Regions from separate parts of the Homo sapiens genome. Here region 1 is linked to region 2. The links are chromatin loops, found by intact Hi-C in ENCODE. Cell type or tissue: heart right ventricle. All regions are shown on one strand.

Region 1 (2,500 bases), 60 kb after region 2:
CTGTCCTGTGACAGATAAAATACTTTTTAAAATAATGTTGCTTTCCTAGTAAAACCAACTTTTAGGGAGTGGAATGATTAATACTCACCCTAAAACCAAAAACCATTTTTTCCTGTATCTGAGAACTGCTATTTAGAACTTTAGGCACATATTTAAGTATTTTGTTCTCTTGGTTTGTGTCTCTACTTTGTTTTCACCTTCCACTTATTATTGATACAATTTGATATTCTGAAACATAATCTTTCTTGTATCTATTTTCCATTTTATATGTATGATTGATAATTTATATTTAACTATGCTAAAACTCTATTGTATGTGTACCTCATCACTAAGCTGAAAAAATATTGTCAAGTGTAATACAAATGAAAATTGTATTATCGCTGAAAATAATAATATAATTTAATTGTTTGAAGTAATATTGAAATATTTAGAGCTGACTTGTGTGGTTAGGAGCTCTTTCTGGGCTTTTCCATTTGGTGGCAATCTTTGTATTCTCCAAAATGAATTACATCTTTAGCAGGTAAATATTTCACATTGAATCCTCTTGGTCTCTTTTAAAATTGCGTACCTATTTTTTCATTCAATACAGTGTTTTATTATCTTATCTGATTTTGTCATCTTAATTAGTTACCTTTTGAATATTATCTTACAGTCTTTGAATCTTAAGTTTTTTTTTCTTGTGACTGAAGAGGAGGCATTTTATAGAAAATGGCTTTATGTTTTATCATTACAAATTCTGCTCTGGTACATACACATGCACATATATATATACCTATGCACACACATATCAAATATACATAAGTACTATATTATACATGCTTTATATTTTCCATTATATATTATACATAATATATACATGTATGATATACAAATACTCTATGTTATATACCGTATATAACATATGCATATCATATATATGTGTAACATAATGTGAAATTTACATACATATTTCTTGTTGATGTCTAGTCTATGTTATTTTATACAAATTATTTTCTGATCGTTTCCCACTTTTTCCTCTCATATATCCACACAGCTCTTCCTATCATTCAGAGGGAGACTGATTCCCTGTGTACTCCCTTCAAGGTCTCTTTTTTTTTCCTCATTTACTTTATCTGCCTATTAAGAGAGGTTTCCTCTCCTCTTTTCCTCCATAATTTTAATTCATCATTCAGAATTCATGTTTTCTTCCTCAAGGAGGCTTTCTCTGACTGTGTTCCTCACATCAAGCCCAGTTTGCCAGGTTTCTGTTAATATATTTGGGATAATATTCCATTCTTCATCGTAACACTCATCTCATGGGTATGGTCATTTAAGGTCTAATTATCTTGCTAAAGTGTAAGATTTTGGAAATGGCGGGTAGGGATCTGACTTGTCTGCTATTGTATTCCTAGCCTTTATCTTAATGGCAAACAGACAAAATACATATGGTGACATATATATTTATGGAATTGATGGGTGAATGAATTTCCTTCCTGCCATTCTCATTTAAAAAGTAATTTGTATACTTAAAGTCATTAGTCAATATGACTAGGCATTCAATATAGTTTTTCCTATAATTGCTATAGAGGACAGGTTAATTACAGTACTCAATGGCTGAAAGCATTTCAACAACTTTTGCCCATGGGGAGCTATAATTTCAGCTTAAGATATCATAAACCACTCAAAGATTTCATGTAGTTACCAGAGCCTTGGGCTAAAATTATAATCCTGAAAACCTTCGCTGCCTATTAGTCATTTGGTACATGACCTAAAGCAAAATATATTCTGCAATTTTGGACTTCAGTTTGGCTCTCAGTAGACTGACTACTTGATTTCATATTTGACCTGCAAGATATTCAGCTCCTTGAAAGTTAAACCATCTAAAAACTTATGGTAATTCACAAGTACTAGATGTGCATTGAACAGTAATTAAGTGAGCATATTATGAATTTCTTTTTCTGATAATTGTTCTTCTCAAACTACACTCTCAAAATGCTGAGCAAAGCTTTGAGAGCTGTAAGCATTCTTATCATTGTATGCTTAATATGTTTTTGAATATAGTTTAATATGAGGCAGCACATTGTCCCAAAAATTATGATGGATCTGAAATTAAAACTTGGGTTTAAGTAGCAGCTTGATCCTTGGAAAAATCACTTAACTCCTCTGAGCCTCAGTCTCCTCCAACAGCAGATGCATTTTCTGCTTCACAAAGATGTAGGGAATCAATTGAGGTGATGAAGTGAAAGTGTTTGGGAGGCAATGAAGGACTTTACAAATGATGTGTGTCATAATTATTTGTCATATTAGTGAAGCAAAATAGTCATTTTCTAAAAGGTTGTAAAAATGAAAAGAAAATAATGGGATTAGGATAAAAGACTTGTATTTTCAGTATGTAATACTTTTTCCACTTAACAGCATTCAATTGCAGATGAGAGGCCTGTGTAAAAGTGTGCAGATGATAAAATTATGTGAATACAGGGGCAGCACCTTTCATTTCTTCAGAGAAGCTGGGAAGAGTGAT
Region 2 (2,500 bases):
ATCTGGCAAGATATCTGAACACAAGCAAATGAAAACAGTTCACCTAACACCCATGCAAATTATAAATTTCCTCCCATATACAAAATGATGAGAAATAACAGCAAAAATGTATACTTTCTTATTTTTGAACTTTTAAAGTTCTAGTTTGGTCTTTGAATCAAAACAAAGTAAAAGATGTTTATAAAAGCCATTTCCTTTTCTTTCCCCACTATGCTCATTTGACTTGCTCTTCCCCCTATAGGGTACCCTGAGTCATTCAGAGAAGGAGAATTAATAGCACTGAGTTGGTGATGAAGCTCCTGTTAGGACATATGGCTTCACAAAAAGAAATACTTCCAGATAAGTCAGAGAGACAGTTGGACGTCTTGAGCAAATCTTGAAAGAGATAGGGAAGAAAGCAGAAGTTGTTGGGTGGTGCTTGTAAGAAAAAGGCTCATACGATGAGGACCAGCTTCTTGTGGATCTCCAGGTCTCTGACCACAGCACTGAATTCCTCAAAGGATATCTTCCCATCGCCATCCTTGTCCAGGATGATGATGGTTTTGTCGACCAGCTGCTGGAGCTGCCAGTCCGTCAGGTTGTTGCCCACCATCATCTTCAGCACCTGGAAGAGCTCCCCGTTGGAAATGTAGCCATCTTTATCCATGTCGTAAATGCTGAACGCAAACCTCAACTTCTGCTCCTCGTCGCCCTTGACGCTGAACTGGGAGGTCCCCAGGATGAATTCCTTGAAGTCCACTTCTCCATCACCGTCGGTGTCGAAGACGTCGATCACTCGCCGCACCAACGGGTTGTGGCGCAGCTCCGGCAGGGACATGAACTCCTCCACGCTCAGAGACCCTGATTTGTCCAAGTCCAACTTCTTAAACCTCCTGCCCAGCCTTTTAATTTCATCATTGTCAAAGTGGGAGCACATCTCCGCCGGGTAACTGGCCTCGTTTCCCATTGTGGACATCTGGCAACGGCCACGGCTCAAAGGGTCGGAGAGGGGAGCAGGGGCGGTGAGCTCGGGCGGGGCTCGTGCCCGGACGGTTGGGCCATGGGGTGGGGGTAGAGGGCTCCCGGGGGCCCTGGTCGAGCAAAAGGGCAGGGGAGCGGAGGGAGGGGCGGCAGGTCAGAGAGGGAGCGGAGAGAGGAGGGAAAGAAGGAGGGAAAAGGGGGCGGAAGGGGAGGTGGGTGCTGTCTGGGCAGGAGTATAGGGAGGAGAGAATGGAGCCTGGGGGTGCCCGGGAGAGGCAGAGGTGGAAAGCTGGGCTGCCCCTTCTCTTTTTCCTTCTCTCAAACTCCTTGTACCTTTCCATGATAACCCCAATTTCCCTGGCAATTATTTTATCTACTTATTTCTTTTTTTTTTTTCTCTGAGAAAGTAAACCCCAAAGGAGAAGGGATCGCACCTGTGTTATTCGCTGCAGTATCCCAGAAGCACAGTGCTTCACAGGCAATATGTGCTTAATAAATATACGCCGAATGACTGAACTGCAACCAAGGACACTGTATACTTGCTTTACAGACCTAGTGTAAGGATGAAACAAGGTGACACATCAAGGCATTGATATAGTATGTTTTCCACGATTCCCTGGGAGGGGAAGCCGGGATTGACATCCTTCTGTACCTTTTTCAGGACGTAGGATTCAGAGTGTTTGTAAGAGACCAGGCAGATACCGCGCAGAATTTCTTACATGGATCACCTACAGGCACTAACATATTCCCGAGGAATATAAACAATGCTGAATTCAGGGCGTTTTTCAAGATGACACAGGTCTCAAGAACACAACCTCTGTTACTCTGTTCCCTCTTATCCATCATCTCATGCCCGAGTCACATCTTTGTTGTTGGTGCCTGGCGGCTATTCTGCAGAATACCTTGGGGGAAGGTCTGCAATGTGCCCAAAGAAGCCTTTTGTGTGTGTTGAGAGTGACAGTCGCCTCTGGATGATCTCACTTTTCTCCTTTTGTTTCAACTAGATTTGTTCTTTCTGTTGAAGACTAATCTCACATGCTCCCTCTTATTCCTTCTTCCTTTCGGAGCGCATCAATTACTCCAAATGCATAAGAAACAAATGTGGTTCAAGAGCAAACAGTTCAAAGGGACTTGGGGGAACCTCAGGCCACTACATCAAACTGAAAGATGCAAACACTCCTTCGCTTTAAAAAATGTTGGCAAGTTCTGTGTTCTATAGTTCAGCCAAAATATCAGTCTAAAGATAACCATGCTGGAACTAGCAAAACTAAGCCACTGATCACCTTATCATTAAGTCTGGCCATTTTACTTTCCTCTATAAACAAATGATAATCCATGGATATGTTTTAAAGCTGATTATGGGCATTACACAAATGAAACCCCCTTTCCCAATTAGACTGTTATATTGGAATGTTTTTTTGTTTCATTTATTTGCTTGCTTTTCAGTTATTCAGAGAAATGAGCATGGTACAGTTTGCATATAAGCCTATTGAATTTGCAATATTAAGGATACCACCTTAAATTATATTACAAGATGCCT

Evidence for each region. A loop is a pair of places that touch in the nucleus more often than their neighbours do. Peaks named below come from ENCODE experiments on the same cell type or tissue, not always from the same donor. Only the 100,000 strongest peaks of a DNase experiment are listed, where the experiment ranks them.
Region 1: it touches region 2 in a loop (5-fold over the local background); 2 of 110 quality-filtered maps call a loop at or near these places.

What each region holds. Positions count from the first base shown.
Region 1 is chr9:101,653,525-101,656,024 of GRCh38, forward strand. The region is part of intron 3 of GRIN3A (glutamate ionotropic receptor NMDA type subunit 3A); the gene reads right to left. Among named protein-coding and RNA genes, the nearest start is that of PPP3R2, 60 kb to the left of the region's middle. In heart right ventricle, no CTCF peak of the experiment used is centred here; no DNase peak of the experiment used is centred here.
Region 2 is chr9:101,593,976-101,596,475 of GRCh38, forward strand. All of the region lies in intron 6 of GRIN3A (glutamate ionotropic receptor NMDA type subunit 3A), which reads right to left. PPP3R2 (protein phosphatase 3 regulatory subunit B, beta) reads right to left here and starts at 994. Exons shown (of 1, transcript NM_147180.4): 1 at 1-994. The coding sequence starts at 946. The coding sequence ends at 434. It overlaps LOC105376186 (a long non-coding RNA gene), which reads left to right and starts at 999. Exons shown (of 3, transcript XR_001746863.2): 1 at 999-1,113; 2 at 1,368-1,533; 3 at 1,622-1,840. In heart right ventricle, no CTCF peak of the experiment used is centred here; no DNase peak of the experiment used is centred here.